Regions from separate parts of the Homo sapiens genome. Here region 1 is linked to region 2. A link is a loop called in an ENCODE intact Hi-C map of the cell type or tissue named here. Cell type or tissue: heart left ventricle. All regions are shown on one strand. Links, peaks and the distances in the headings refer to the core of each region. The heading gives the core; the rest is flanking DNA.

The links. Peaks named below come from ENCODE experiments on the same cell type or tissue, not always from the same donor. Only the 100,000 strongest peaks of a DNase experiment are listed, where the experiment ranks them.
Region 1: a loop joins it to region 2, with 5 times the contacts of the local background. A loop is called at or near these places in 32 of 110 quality-filtered maps.

What each region holds. Positions count from the first base shown.
Region 1 is chr18:25,340,663-25,348,999 of GRCh38, reverse strand. All of the region lies in intron 2 of ZNF521 (zinc finger protein 521), which reads left to right. Among named protein-coding and RNA genes, the nearest start is that of ZNF521, 7.3 kb to the left of the region's middle. In heart left ventricle, for the core only: no CTCF peak of the experiment used is centred there; no DNase peak of the experiment used is centred there; H3K4me3 peaks cover 444 bases; H3K27ac peaks cover 1,296 bases.
Region 2 is chr18:25,280,293-25,288,629 of GRCh38, reverse strand. The region is part of intron 3 of ZNF521 (zinc finger protein 521); the gene reads left to right. It overlaps LOC105372031 (a long non-coding RNA gene), which reads right to left. Exons shown (of 4, transcript XR_001753378.3): 4 at 7,932-8,141. Among named protein-coding and RNA genes, the nearest start is that of ZNF521, 68 kb to the left of the region's middle. RefSeq lists an enhancer at 2,137-3,841. In heart left ventricle, for the core only: no CTCF peak of the experiment used is centred there; no DNase peak of the experiment used is centred there; H3K4me3 peaks cover 1,518 bases; H3K27ac peaks cover 3,320 bases.

The DNA.
Region 1 (8,337 bases), core at 210-8,209, 60 kb before region 2:
GTTCACCTGCTTTTGGAGTGAATTTACAGCGAAAGTTTGGTTGACTGTGAATGCGTTTGTTCCCAGTGCTTCCTGAAGATGATTTCTTCTCATGCACGTAGGATTTTATGGGCAGTAAAGGGAATCCGTCAGTTGACGGTATTCGCTGGGCAGGTTTGATAAGTCGAACTGCAAAATACCTGTGCAGTTCTTAGGTTAATAAGCAAAAAATGGCAAGTGAAGAATGAGTAAAGAGGACATTTTATTCTTTTATCGTCATGTTGCAAAATTATCCAAATATCTTCCCCACAAAGACAGCATCTGTTTCAACTGCTAAATTCTAAATAAAATATTTACACTAAAAACAAAGATTTAGCTTCCATATTCTGTGTGGGCGCGGAACACAGTGCTGTTCTCTCCTATCAGCTGCTTGGACAACTCCCAAAAGAGCGAATGGCCTCAGGTGGGCTGGCTGGGCTTTTGGGGATGAGAAGCTGAAGACAGGAATAAAAATAGTACAGTCCTCACTGAAGAGCGGATTGTTTTTCTTCAGGGTATGCCTTGAAAAATTCATATGTAGATGAGCTATACCAAACGAATCATTTTGATATTAGTAGCGGTTTTGAAGAAGAGGAAGGGCATTCTGGGTGGCTCTTGTTAAATACCTAGCCTTCTCTTCAGTATTTTGATTTCCCTATGTCTTCTTGGAAGGGTCTCCAATTTTTCAAAATGTGTTGTAGGAGTGTTCTGAGTATGCGGATTGTCCATTATATCATTCAGAAGGTCACACTTGGATCATAGAAAAGCCAGAGAGGTGTTATTATGACCTGTGTTCTGGTATCATATTAGTAGTAATATGCAGTGAACAACACTTTGCTATCAGCAGGTATAGAAAGGCAGTCCTGTTGTGTTTCTTCATTTATGAATAACTGATTAATAGGTTTGCAATTAAAAGATAAAAAGTCTGATTTTATTAGATGAGTGACAGTATTTCAAAACCATGTAGATTATAGCCAACTTGAAGGAGGCATTGGAAACCATGAAAATGCAATAGGCCCTTCTAAATAAAACATGAAGTTCTGCACTGAATTTCCAACTTCTGTCTTACATGCATACTAGTACTTTAACCAACAAGATGTAAAAGATATTGCTGACATGACTGTCAATTTGATATAATTTGAAACTTGTATCTCAGGAAAGTCATTTACCTAAGGCAGATAAAAACATGAAGACACAATGTCAGTTAGGTTTGGAGTCTGTATTTTCAACCAAATGCTTAAAAATACAGATTACCAGGACATTTCTATTAACAGTTGAATTTATTGTGTGAATTCTCATAATTTAGTACCCTGAAGGAATAATTATGTTTACTTGAAAAAGTATGCTGGGTTTTTTGTTTGTAGGAAACTTCAGTGTAATTGTCCTAAGAATCCATCTCCTGAGAGTAGGTACCATATTTCTAGCTTCAGTGGAGCAGGTCCTGGTTGGTCTACTTACCTCCTCTAAAGTACATTAAACCTGTTAAACACCGAAAAGATTCACTTTTCTATTTGTAAAAGCTGGAAATATATTTTGAAACATGGAACTCCTTTACCCCTCCTGCCTTTCAAAGCCCTAGCATCAAAATTCTATCAGCCCACATACAAAGTTGACAAACTTATTCTGTCCTTATGGTACGAATCTTCTGGATAACCCCTTCTATTTAATGAAATAGAGAATTGAAGCCAGTTATTAGAGGCATGGATGGACAGACAATTAAATGAGTCACTCTTTCTGCCCCATTTATATTATTTGGATATTTGTCTCAATTCCTGAGAGTAGACATGGTACTTGAGTAGATTACCTGACTCAAAATAGTTCTCCTGTCAGCTTATTTTTAGAGGCAGCAAATCAGTTGCATCAAATTGGTCAATTGTGACCTATTTCTATTTTTCTTGCTGGCTATTTATTCTCTTTCTTGTGGTGCCTCTCTGATGGAAGTTTCTCGGCCATTTTACCTAATAACAAACAATTTTTTTTTGAAATTTACTCCAAAAAGCACTGTAAAAAGGAAAAAGTGGTCCACTATATAAAGGTGTGATATATTCAGTAAGAGCCAAGTTATAAAGCTGGGAAGGAGAGAGGGGAGCACTTAGTCATTTAGATGGCCAAGTTAAACACAAGACACAATTAGGATATCTGAACCCTCAGGTGTTCATAAACCCATACCAGGGACCTCTGGAGAGGAGTGGTGGGAACCAGGGAGAAAGAGAGCCCCAGAAGTGCCTTGTTTAACTTGGCCGTCACAGTAGCTAACCCTTTGTAACTTGGCACATTTTGAAGTTATCACACTTGTGATTGACCTTTCCCCCATTTACCTTCTTTTGTACTTAGGAAGGTTTATTTTATTTTATTTTTGAGTAGAGTAATTTATTTAGAAATGTAATAGAGTGGCAAAACTTAGTCTGCAATTTAAAGAAGAAATGTAAACTATAGAATTTGAATGTAAAGGCAATGGATTTTAAGCCTGAAACCTTTTGAAAGTAAGAAAACCTGTGTATTAGGCTGTATTCTCTAGTGGAAAAGCTCTAAAAATTGTAGGTGTTAGAAAAGCCACCTCAGGGAGCTTGTACTGGCCCTGAAATTTAATAGAAACATTAAACTCTGCAGTCCTTATTTAAACACATTTTTTTCTCTTATGTTCAAAGTCAAAATATATATACTTACGGGTAGACAGGTGAAGTATAACCAAAAAAAAAGTGTTTCTCTTATATTTCATATGTTTCATTTCTTAGACAAAAAAAAACCTCATCAGTAAAGATTGAGTTTTGATTTTGGAAATGATGACATAATTAGAAAAAAAAAGCCCCCAAGTTTGTGTGTAAAGGTAATTGTTTTAAGACAGTGCAGTGCTTTGCTTTTAAGAATTGCAATATGGCTTTCCCTCAAAATTATTTTTAGATAGGTTGTGACTCCCTTTTTTCATGATTAGATTTTAACCTAAGGTAAGTTTTTTAAAAAATAAGAAAAGATACATACACACACAAATTAGAGAGAGAGATTTTTTTTCATGATTGTACAGGCAAAAATACTAATTGGCATACAGAAATGTATGCTTTACTTTTGGACTTGTATGCTAAAAAGCCTGATTATTGGAAACACTGCAGAAGCTCAAACAGTGTTTGACATCCATACTCCTTCAGACACTTGCAAATGTTCTTCTATTTATCTATCAACCAGTGACTGTTTCTTCCCTCCACCACCTTTAAATTATACTGACTAGATGTTGAAGTCATTAAATTCATTATAGTCCAATCAGTAGACAATCCGACATAAACAAAAACAGCAATTACAGTTGGCAAGGATCCCATGAGTGCTAGTCAAAGTTCCAGAACTGATGGTCCAGTGAGTCTCTTCCAAAACGCCGGTTTCACGATTTCAGCACTTCTGGCAGCATCTTCCTAAAGTGAGGGCACACAAATTCATAAGATTCCACTTGGCCTTAAAAACAAAAACATCTGTTTTATGCATGAGTGGATTGTTGTCTTTTATTCATCCAGCCAAAAAAGGACAAAAAATAGGATACTGAACATAAAAGCATACATGTAAAAATGAAATTACAAAGGGATTTGAGATTAGCAAGCAGCCTTTTATAAAGCAAGCTGTTAATAATTTTTCTTTTTTGTTTTGCCAGAGTATTTCCATATCCTTTAAAAACCACTGTAGTTATCCTTACTGACAGCAGTGACGTCTAACAGTGATGACAGAATTTTTCAACTTTTTGCTTCCGGTAATTATACTTAGTTCTTTGTACTTGCTTATTTGGTCTAGTGCAAGACTCGTAGCATATTTGTAGGAGATTTCTTTTCACCTTAGAGGAACATTTGTACCTGCCTCCCTCTATTTTTAAAGGAGTCTGTTTGTGAGGGCTCGTTAGTCTGGTAAATTCTAGTTAAATACTTGTTGACATAAGTTGAAGCATATTATTAAGTATACTTGCTTGAGTTTTCATTTTGATGTAAAAGCATGTAATAAGAAGAAAGAGGTTTTGATAGTAGAAAAGAGTAGGTCTACTAAGATCAATTAAGAATTTTATTAAGGGTCTCTTTTTCCTATTAATGTGTTTTATTAATTCATCTGTCAGGATTCACATTGCTGGTTTACTGTCATTAATTCTGTTGCCACAGAATACATTCCTCATGGCTGGATTTAATGGATACTATGTTCAGTTTTTCAGTTAATTTTAAGAGGGAAAGTGATTTTAAGACTTGCAGTATTTGTTTATTTTAGCAGCTGTCTGCATCATTAAAAATGTAAATATTATCATTAAGTAAGATGTGAAAGAATGCTTTTGAATTGAATGAGATTTTGATACAAAGGCTGATATTCCACGTCAAACCTGTAGCTAAGTATTTTCCCAGATGTATTTAATTTTTTTCTTCATTGACTCCTGTTGTGCTGTCAAAGGTTAAAGTTAGTTCTAGGGGTGGGGGAGATGCATGCAACTTTCTAATTCCATTTCAATTAAATCTGAAATGTTCCTGTTTTTTGTTTGGGGACTACATGGTGCTAGGATTGCATATACCTTGTTTGTTGTAGTGAAAGCGTACTTGTCTGATTTAAAATATGTTCTGCAACAGTGTTATTACAAAGCAATTAAAACTTAAACATTAAAGTTAACATTAGTAAATTTAAATAGCTCTGTTATAGTATTAATCAAATAGTGTAAGGAAAGCTTTTAAATGGTTTAAATAATTATGCAACTCCTGGCATAAAAAGCCCGACACAAGATAAATCTCTGAAAACTAAGTAGAATCGCAGCTTTTTTTTTTTTTTTAATAAAAAACTTTAATTTTAGGCACCTTGGGCTTTTAGCATGCATCACATTCCACCTCTAGTATAAGTAATTATGCCAGTTTAGTAATTATTAGAGATGAAAGAAATTCAGTAAGATATGAATTCTTTAAAACTTCAGTAGCTTCAGTTTTAGCAGGGATAATGATCAAGCAGCAGTTATCCTGCTGCCTGGGGACCCTGCCACAGCTACAAGCACTGGGCTGATCTTGTGGGTATCATTATTATGGCAGCACATACTATAGTTAGTATTTCTACTCTAGTTGTCAGATTGCAGAGGTTTATAATTTGGTCATTAAACAAATTTAGATTCCAATATGACTGTGTAAAAACTCCCCTTTCTTAGAACACTTTTTAAAAAAAGATTAAGTTTAAAAATTATTATTTTGGGGCAGCATCTCTTTTAATTCTATGGGATAGTAAATGCTTTGAAAAATCCTGAAAAGAAAAAAAATGTGTATGCCTGTCATTTTTATGTGTGTATGTGTTAGGTACGTGTTCATTTTGAATCTTATTTTTAAATAAAGATGATTTGGTTTGGAAAGCATATATACTATTCCCGCATGATCATAGCTCTCCCAATCTGAGCAAGGTCAAGTGATTGACATTCAGAATATTTGTTTTCATAATAGTGCAGTTTGTTGGATTTATATTTCAATATTTTGGTTATGATAATTTTTTTGTATATGTGAAACCCAAGAGTTTACGTCCCTCAGTTATCACAACATATTGTGACACACACATACATAGTCTATATACACGGAAACATACTCTAAACCTTCTGTAGGAAATGCACTTTGTTTAGTAAGTCCATATAAGTGTTAATAATGTTTTAAGGGAAAAATTGGATTTTTTTCCAATTAAAATTGGTGTCAAAGAATAAGATTTCCTTTTTGAAATTAAAATCAGCGTATCATTGAGTCTCATTATTTCACTGACTTTATTACCTTCTCTTTCCATCTTATGATTGGCTTTTTCTCAAAATTTATTATCCCATCAGTATACTGTGAAGGATATGATATGTCAAGATGGAAACTTATTTACCTGATAGGGACAAAATCCTCATTGATTACAGACAGTTCCATATATTCATACAAAATACATTTGTTGAAACCTGTAGTGAGGTGAACAGTCCACACAGTAAACTATAACTTGCCATATTATAGGAGTTTCTGTGACCTGGAATCTAAAAAATATCACTGTGCTTTAAACTTTATATTGACTTCAAGAAACAATTTCCAGCATTTCATACGTGTTCTTAGCTAATATTCTTATCTTTCACAATAGAGCCAGATTAGGTCCAGTTAGTGCTTGAATAAGACTACATATTAATTGCTTTCAGCATTCCTAATGATTTAGGTTGTCTTAGTTGTGTTAAGTTTATCAGACATATGCTTTTTATTACCACTATCAGCACCTTTTGTCTTTCATTGATTACTTTTATACATTAAGAAAAAGAAGGCCAGGCGCGGTGGCTCACGCCTGTAATCCCAGCACTTTGGGAGGCCGAGGCGGGCGGATCACGAGGTCAGGAGATCGAGACCATCCTGGCTAACACGGTGAAACCCCGTCTCTACTAAAAATACAAAAAATTAGCCGGGCGTGGTGACGGGCGCCTGTAGTCCCAGCTACTTGGGAGGCTGAGGCAGGAGAATGGCGGGAACCTGGGAGGCGGAGCTTTCAGTGAGCCAAGATGGCTCCACTGCACTCCGGGCTCCAGCCTGGGCGACAGAGCGAGACTCTGTCTCAAAAAAAACAAACAAACAAACAAAAAAAAAACAAAGGAAAGAAAAGGAAAAAGGCTGTAAAGTCTTCACAAACATTGATCTACCAAGTACTAATGAAGCCAAAACAGAATCATTGCTTGAATGCTGATGTATGGAGTCTGAAGTTCCTATACATAGGGGGGTTTGGGGTTGTCAGTGTGCAACTTGCAAAGTTGTATGATGTTTTGCAGACATGAGGCAAGGGTTAAGAAGAACTGTGGGCTCAAGGGAGTGCATATTAATTCCTGGAAAGAGTTGAAAATAAAAACAAACAGTTATGGTCATAAGTATTGTGACTTGGATACTAGTGCTTGTAGGGAAATGGTTGCAGAGCAGGAAGAGCACGGGGGCATACTCTGATTTGCTGTGTGTTTTGGCAAGCCATTTACCCTCTGTACTCTAGGATTTAGACTTTCTGTCACTAAAATGAGGAAGCTTATTCATCATTTAACAAGTTCTGGGGGTTTTTGTTTTGTTGTGTTTTGGTTTTTGATGCCCGTCTTATCCCAGGCACTGTACTAAGTTCTGAGGATTCAGCTGTGAACCAAACAGATATATAAGCCTTGCTCTTATGGAGCTTATAGTCTAGAAAACTGGATGAGAGTCTACATACTTTCCATTGCTTTTTAGTTTTTGGAAGAAAGCTCTGCAGGTGAGGAGAAGGACGTACGTGTGTATGGTATGTTAACTTTTTCTGTGAGTTGGGTCAGATGAAGCAGTTAGACAAAATGAGTCTCAAAAACATTTTTGGCACCGAAAGTTTGATGAACTATACTTTTTAAGAATTGCTAGCTTTGTTTTTCTCTTATAATCTAAAGGGAAATATGTCCACTTGAACTGAAACAACTAAGCACAATATATAGAACTTTTACTTCCCACTCTTTTGTACTTAGGTCAGTGATGTTGCAATATCTTTTACCCCTCCTAAAAGTTCTGGATAACATTTTTGAAAGTTAATCGTGCAATGGTGAAGCTAATTAATTTTCTAAATTGTTTAAAGAATTTAAGGCATCCTTTAAAGTGATTGGAGGTTCTTGGAGAATGTGTATGATGTTCATATTAAAAAACAGCAAAACTAAACTTCAGTTAGGAATCCCTGCTATACAAAATTGAGGTGAAAGAAGTTGCAAGGAACTTATTCCATTAAATGTGCAGGCGTAGAACACTAGGGAATGCAGCAAGTCGGTACTAAAAAGTCCATAGTGTGCAGGTTTGACTATTTTTCCCCTGAGAGATAGGTGAATGCTTTGAAATAAACTTTTACTGAATCATGGATCTTAAGTGAGACAATTTAAGGATAATGATATTGGGTGTCTTGATGGTCTTCGTGTTCAAAGATGTGAGCACTGGAATGAATGGTGATGGTGGGGAGTGTAACTGACCGAAGAAAAAGATGATCAACATGAAATCCCTTTTGCCTCCTCCAACATCATATAGGTCATTTACATAACTATTGCATCATTATACCAAATTTTTAATCTTCAAAATAAAACCATTACAAGATAATAACACCATTTTATAGCTCCTGTTAAAGGTAGCTGTTTTTTATACTTGCCGATTTGCATATTTAAAACCCAGTATGAGTGTGATGGGCTGGCAGACCTCTATGGTGGCTTTTTATCTCTATCTTTGTCCCTGTGTCCCTAGGCTAGGAGAGTCCTTAGCCAGTTGCCTGCCCTATACTAAGTGCTCAATAAACTTCAGTGGAATCAGTATCACTTCATTTCTTAACAGTCAAAAAAAAGGTCTCAGTGACTTC
Region 2 (8,337 bases), core at 134-8,133:
TGAAAATCAAATGATTTCTTTTTTTTTTTTTTTTCAAAGCTGGGTTTTTTTTTTTTTAAGTGTTATAATGCAGCTGAATAATGATGAATACAGTAGAGGAAAAGGAGAGGGAGAGAAAAGAGGAAAAGAGAAAGAGTGAGCTACCCACGGATCTGGAAAGCGAATTTCCCTATGGAAGCTAAAACCCGAAAGGAAAGAGTTGAGGGTAAAGGTGGACAGAAGGCTAGCCCTGTCAGAGACTAAAGTTTGCTGGGGAAGATGAGGAAAATGACTACTGTCATATTCTGCAGTAGTACAGTGGTGCTTGTAATACATTTATCTTTGTGAGAACTTAAGCAATTGGCTCAGTATTGTTCACATCGGAGGGCATCACATTTGCTTGTTAATTAAATGCAGTATCAGTGCTTACTGTCCCTGAACAGTTGGGGGAAAAATCCAAATATGTATGCAGAGTTATGAAATTTCTATGGATGCAAATGGATTTTGTGCACATCACGCCCAGTTTATTGATGTTGCCCAGTAGAGGTTTTTTCTTTTCTTTCCCTGTCACCTATCAGGTTTACAACTCTTGTTGCTGAAACTATTGGGGGGGCATTTTCAGTATTATATCTTTTCTGAGAGGAAAAAAAATCATAAGAATTAAGAGATTTCATGTGAATCAGAATGAGATGTTTTCAGCATTGTGACATTTCTAAAGCAAACGAGTTCTGTGAAAGTCCATTGTAGACAGATACAAGCAAGTAGAATCCTAATGCTTGGTCAAGAAGTTGGATACTTATCTGCGAATCTGAAGTCACACAGTCCTTAGTGAGAGGAAACTGGCTTCAATTTAATGCTCTTTCTGAGGAGGATGACTAGTTGTATCAAAGTAATTTTTTAAATTTCCTGCAGATTTGTTTTTACAGTAGTGAAAAAAATATTAGTTTAAATTGGCCTCTGTGGTCATGTGCCTGTCATTGGAATAGAGTTAGATTACATTAATAAGGAATAGTTGCTGACCTTTATACTCTCTTTTTTTTTTTTCTGAATTTCTCCTGAATTTCTTAAGGAGGGGTTTCATAAAGAGGGTTTTTATGTCTTGCAGAAAATTGAGTTTTGTAGACATTACCTAACTCTTGATTTGTCACACCGGGATCAATAACATTTCGCTGCTCTTAAACACACAGAATCACAGGGGACACATAATGTTTTTTATAAGTGCAGTAAAGTTAACGTGTTGTTGAAACAAAAACTCCTCTGACAGTCCTGTAATAAGTACACTCTGAAACTAGCAAATTATCTGTAATACTAGGAAAGGCAGGAAGAGCGCTTAAGAGTACAATATGTACGTTGTTGGCATTAAGCGCTGCAAGAATAAGAAATTAGGATTTGCTGCTCTCTCCTCAGTTGCATGTCAGAATGATTACGGAGTCAGTTTCCTCAGAAGAGAAGCCGACCAGGCCCCCCAGGAGTGTTTCTTGAGGCCACGTTTTTACCAAGTTTGCTTGGTATGTTTGGTCTCTTTGTTCTTTGAGGATATTCTGTATTAGTTACAGAGAAGCATTTTCCTTATAGCAAAGAAGGTATTTTAAGCTAGATAAGAAAAATGGGCCATTTTCTTCTCCTGTCCCCAAAGTCCATGTCTGGTCCATGAATTTTCTTTTGGAGTATTCACTGATATTCTAAAGATGTCTTCAGCAAATATAAGTCCCATATGATGTAATTTGCAAAAGATATTTGGAATTGAAACCACCCTTGTATGTGCTTTCATTTCCTCAGTCCAGGGAGTCCGAGGATCTTGTGTTAGATTAGACTAGGTGGGCACGCTTTTAACCGCTGAGGTGCCTTGGCCTAGACTCTGCGTCTTCCCCTCCTCCCCTTTTCGTTTAATTAAATTTCTGATTCCCCTTTCCAGACCTTCAAATCCCGTTTTTCTTTCCTCCTACCCAAATGGTGTTTAGTTGTTACTCAGCTTCTATTTCAAGAAATGAAAAAATAGAGATTATTTTTAATATCTGAGAGATATATAGTCTATGAGATGTGACTGATTATTGTATGACCTTTGTTTTTTCTCAACATTTGTTTTTCTTTAGGAATAAAATAGTAGCTAAGATTGGAAATCTGTTTCAATTGAGAAGAATGGGTGTTTTGTTGGTGGCAGACATTGGCTCTCCTCTGTATGGTGGTAGGTAGGGCTGGAAGCTGATGATGGCTGATGTGCAAATCTTGTCATTTTATGCAAGCTGGTGCTGTTCATCCTCCAGCTCTTTGCAGAGAATGTAGTTTTATGTTCATTTAATAATTATCCATTTTGGTTGTACTTGTCGGGGAGAGCTTCTTGAGCCCCATCAGTTTTTCAGAGAAGCACCACTCAAGCTCTTCTGCTGAAAATGTTTTTCCTTCCCTCCCTTCACTTCATTCCACTCTTCCCCTTATCGACTCTCTCATCAGTGCCAGAGCTCTTCAGTATTCCACTCCTGTCCTTTGTGAAGTGATTTTGCCCAGACACGTCTGGCTCAGGGTGAAGTGCCCTCCCCTGAGAGCGCGCACTGCAGCCCCAGGTCGCCAGCACCATGAATACATTATTATCCCAATTTCCATCCTGTTGCCACGGCAGCACTTTTGGAGCTGCTGGGTTATTAAGTCGTACATCACTAATACCCTGATATGAGCAGAAGTTGGATTTAATATCGGCCTTTGATCAGATTACCTCCCAACAGTCAGCTGTCATTAGAAAATTCCTTTGCTCATTATACCCTCAGAGCTCTGGCCTGTGTAGCAAAAGGGTGGCAGTCCTGATACATGGAGGCAATTTCAAGCCTGGGCCTTGCACTGTACACTTAATTTATTTTCTGACCTTTTTGTGATTTGGGGAGATTCTGTATAGCCATGCGTGCATGTGCGCGCGCAGGCGCGTACGTGTGTGTGTGTGTGTGTGTGTGTGTGTGTGTGAGAGAGAGAGAGAGAGAAGTGCAACTACAAAATCTGTCTGTAGTTCTGTAGGTGGTGGATAGAGGTACGTGTGAGGGGGTGGTTGTCTTTTGCCAAGTGATACTATACTTTGTTGGAAAGTGTCTGTTTTCTGCCTGTCCTCGGGTAATGTATAAAACATGGTGCTTCAGGTAGAGATGAAGGGTAAACTGATGTCCCCCTAAATGGCCAGCCTGTGTATGCACCTAACACTTCACTGAGCAATCTGTCAACATGTCAGCAACACATGTTTTATAAAAAGCCTCCAGTGGGAGCAAAGGCTCCTGCCAGGGCTTAGGAAATGCTTTGAATTCAGCAGATTTCTATTGCTGGAGTCCCCCGAGGTTCCTTTTACAATGCCTACATTTCAGAAATTTGAACTTGGGACCCTTAGGGGGTTCTCTCCGAATGCCTGAAAATGTAGAGTTATATTGTTGCGTGTCCCCAAGCGGTCTTTACTAATACCTGAATTCGGAGAAGCTGGAAATTACAGAGCTCCCCAGGGGAAGCTTTATCCACACCAGGAAGAAGAGAATAACTCTGCAGGGAGATTGCTTAATGCATTGCTGAAATAAAAGAATTTGAGAGAGATGGGTTGAAGTGTTTTTTTTTTTTTTCCCTTTTCTGGCCACTCCTTCAGCTTAGCTAAGTCCTTAAAGACAAAGTCAGGGTAAGGAAGCAGCTGGGCTCTTTTTAATGAAATTTTAGATGTGGCTTTTGAAATAGTCAGATGCCTGATGCCTCCCTGTGTGTGTGTGTGTGTGTGTGTGCGCGCGCGCACGCACATGAGTGTTTGTGTAGTCTCTCTCACTAGAAACCTCTTTTGTTTACATGCAAAAAGTTGTTTTCATTTTTAGGTGCATCATCAGTTTCATCTTGTTTCCTTCCAGGCTTAGCTGTTTCTTTTTTTATACTCCCAATGTACCTGTCTCAGTTACTTGGAAATATTTCTTCATCTCTTTCTCTTTTTTTATGGTGCTTTTCTTTTATTACATCTGCCTGTCATGCTTTGTACTCTCCCCTTTTCATAACTTGTGGTGTTGCTACTTTCCTTTCGAACTCTCACTGCTTTATTGAAGACTTCTTTATGCCTATGACTCTGCCTCTCTTTTTAATTTTCCTCCGGCCCTCAGCGCTCTCGTCTCAACTCAGATTTTGGAAATACTTGGGTATTTTTTGGCTGCTTTCTGATGAGATGACTTTGCTGATTTTTTTGTGTGACGTATTGTTATTTTGCTGCTGCTACATTTCATCAAGACAGGTTGCTTTGACAATTTGGAGTAGATCTGCAAGCTTCAGACTCGGTTGTGCATTCATTCAGGAAGTAAAGGATAGCTAGAGCAGTGCGTTTAGTGTGTGTATGTGTGTGTGTGTAAATGTTTATCATACATACATAGGGCTTGAGGGCAAGGGTGGGAGTGTCATTGTTGTATTTTAAGTGAATAAAAAATTTTGAAGTCCATTTCTGTTCTTTATTATCTCTGGTAAAGAGAAAGAAAAATATCCTCCTTGTGTGTGCACTTTTCTAGATCTTTCCTTGGCTGTCTTTTGACACCATGTCACCTGACCTTATCAGGAGGGAGCTGGGGGCTCAGGCTCATGTTTACTCAGGGTCCTCCTGGGACTGAACACTACCTTTGAGTCCAGCTTCTTTCAGCTTTGCAGACAAAGACAAGGAGGACATTCTCACAGAACTCAGCCGTCTAGTGTAAAACAGTTCCAGCTGTTGCTGCTCATGAATTTTTTTGGGGGGGGGGGAAAGTATTGGCTTGTTTTTTAGGTGTGGCTACATTCATAGAGCTGTCTCCAGACATTGATTTTTTTTCTTCAACTGATTCCGTTTAAAAGTGGTGAGGGATTAAAACACCAACTCTTTTGGAATTTGGCAAATTATAATAAGGTTTTAAACTCCCGTCAATGATGATGGGGGTATTCAGATCTTTTGCTTTTGAAGTTAAAAAGGGTCAGATGTTTTCAGATTTACCCAAATTTACGATTTCCAGCAGCACATTATTTTCTATTTTCCATTTAAGTTTATGTTCAGCTATTGAATAATATTCTTGGATTTTTCTGGAAAGCTTTCTGGTGAAACATCAAGACAATGAAATTAATTATACTTAATGCAGACACATAAACTTGGAGGGGGTATAGTTGGTGTTTTTAAACTAATGTTCTTGCTGATACAGCAAAATCCTGTGAAGGTTTTATAGACATATTTATTGTGGTCCAGTAATTGGAGACCGACCTCAGCTTTTAATTAGCGTATGTTGGACCAGAGACCAGGGAAGAGCCCCTGAATTAGGCTCTGATTTTGACTCTTGCTAAGTGCTGGCAAATTCAAGGGTTAAGCTTAGAGCACAGCAATCCTCATGAGTAGGAGAGGCAAGAGTGGGAATGTATGATGTGCAAAACCAGGTGACTGAGGTGAAATTCTTCCTTAGACAGAAGGAGGCAACTTTTCAAAGTGAGGGGCCTGGTGGAAGCTCTTTGCTGAGAAAAAAGATAGTGAGTGGAGGTGCTTGTTGATATGTGTTAGAGGCTCATGCCAACACTCCTGTGAGATTTTGGTTGTACTTTCCTTGGATAGAGTGCTTGTCCCATCCATTACACAGAAAGAGGTACCAGCTGCTTCCTGCACAAAGCAGGCACGCTGTGGTTAAAGTCATTCTCTGTAGGTTTAATGCATTGGAGGAAAGCATTTTGTACTTAAGCACTTTAAGGATTCACTGAAACACTTGAATCTGGCTCCCTAAAAATTTTAAAAGCTCTTTTATCTCTACTCCACGTGGTGCCTTTCACTTAGAAATCTTCTGTGTTCTTTGCTGTCCTTGTCAGTCTGGAAAGTGCTTTATTCTTGCTGGATTTTTTTGTTTTGTTTTTCTTATTTGCAGGTGTCCCTGGTAAAGGCCTAAAGGGGGGAAAAAAAAGCAGTAGGATTTTTTACTAAAATAATATTTCTTTTTAGGTGTGGCATTTTGTATATAATTTAACTTAATTTTTTTGGGCTTCTGACTAGTCCTTTCAAAAAGATCCCTCTGATGCCCTGTCACAGTGGGGATGGAATATTGTTTTTGGCACATCCACATTGCCTTTCATTTCCCTGTCCCCACCATGCACCGCCCCCTCCATGTGCAAGCTCACACTTTATTACCTGTATACTTGGCCAGCCGGATGGAGTGCCGCTCTGCAGACTTCCTCTTTCCAAACACTGAACTATGTTATTCTGACACCGGGTGCTGCCTCCCCTAAGGCTTGGGTGTGAAGGACTAGCCTGCACTTTGCTCCCTGGTCTAGTGGCCCGACGCACTGGTCACAAGCCGCCTGGCTTTCCAGTGGTTCCGATGTGCATGTTTCTCACCCTGCTTCTCCCTACTCCTCTCTGGCCCTCCTCCTTTCTGCCTTCCTACCTGGCTCCAAAGGCAGCTGATCCCCTCATCCCCCCAAAACAGTTTTGGGATGTTTTGGAAGAAATACCAGTACACATATTCATAGGTGCTCTGTGTTCTCAAGTTTACCTTCCAAACTGTAGAAAGTTTAGGAAATGGAGCAGAGGAGTTGTTTTTTGGAACCCTTGGATTCTTAAACAGAATTTTCCTATAATTATAAACGAGTGGCAACTTCCTAACAAAATTAATCCTTTTCTCAGGAAGGGTGCAAAGAGTATTTTCAAGAGTCTGAAAAACAGGATCCTATTTTGAACAAAAGGCAAAAAGCTTTGCCTAGAATATGAGAGGATTTTTTTTTTTCTGCCAGTTTTAGGCCAGCAGGATTCTAGTAAATGCTGATGAAGTACCGCCTGTGATTCCTTCCGTTATTTTTGACCGCATGCTTTATTCTAGCCACTTGCCTGGTAAGATACTCTAAACTGCACTGGACAGTCAGAAACCTCCTAAAGTCTTTTGGTAAGATTGTGTTTCATCGCATTCATGGAAGGCAAGTCACATTGCCTGAGCGCAATTTCTAGCTCCACCTTTTAATAGTCACGTGATTTGGGGAAGTTGCTTAACTAACTCTTTGTGCTTCTGTATCTGTAAAATGGAGCTACTAATAGTCCCCTTCTCTTAGGGTTCCCTTAAGGAGTAAAGGAGATTATGCATGTCAGACACAGTGTGAGTTTAGAACATAGTGTTCAATGACTGTTAGCTGTGATTGATTGTTACTATGTAGAGTAAGTCATTCTTAAACTTTTACTGTTTTCCACAGTCTACATTTCCAGCACATGCATTCTATGGAACAAACTTCTTGACTTGTGATTTGGGTCAGCAAACTTAATTTGGGCCAAAGTTGTACTTTAGTTAGAAAGCAAGACCCTCCCACTTGCCTTCTGTGTGCAGGAATGAGGAGGACATTTCCTCTCTCATTTAGTATTTGTGTTGAATGACAATAACAGGATCAAAGTAGGTTTACATCAAGCATAATTTCCTCACGTGTGTTTGAGATTGCTTCTTGCTTTGCTCATTATTTTCTAGTCCTGGTTTTCTATGAAAAAGTTTCTGCAGATCAAATACCATGCAAGACGGATAAAGCTGTAGGTGCATAGGAAATTAAATGGTTGTGGAACACTAATTTATATATCTCTGGACTCTTCACCCCTAAGTCCATTATTTGTTGATAGGATGTAAGAGAAATTTCACAACTGGGAAGTAGAAAATGAGGGCAAGACAGGTGTAAGGATTGATTTGCTTAGAATGAATTTAAGCAAGGAATTGATAGTATGAGCGGAAAGGGATTTGGGTGAGAGAGAGAGTGAGACAGTATTTAGAAGCCTTTGTCATGAGCCCTTGTATTTAGGTGATCGAATCTATGGTTTATATTAATATATATTATCCTTGATCAATCTTTGATGTGAATACATTTAAAACAAATATATTCCTAGAAGGCTGGGAAAACCCTGTTCTTCTCAATGGGACAATACCATTTACTTTTGCTTTAAATTGTTTTACAGAGAAAAGAATTGATCAGAAACAAATAAGGGTGATATCAACATTTATATGTTATCCTTCTAGTTTGCCCAAAATCTCACAACTACTGGATGTGGGCTCTACTGTCCCTTCCTTCTTTGTTTCTCACTTTGAAAGAAGCCTGGAGTCCTTCAGAATCCAGTGGTACTACATGTAGTTCTAGGTCTGACTTGTGTGTGTGTCTGTGATTGAGTAAAGGTGTAGACTGTCATCAGGTAATGATTATTGCATCTGAAACAGAGAAAAGGAGGAGATACAAAGAGACATTAGAAAGAAATCTTGCTCTTTTTTTTTTTTTAATTTTTTACATCCCTTCCCAATCCTGATGAAAACCAAAAGAGAGGGTCTTTTTCTTTGTAAAAGTGCCTGAGTGTGTGTGTGCTTAAACAGAATTGTCGTGTGCCTTCAATGACATCATGGGCATTTC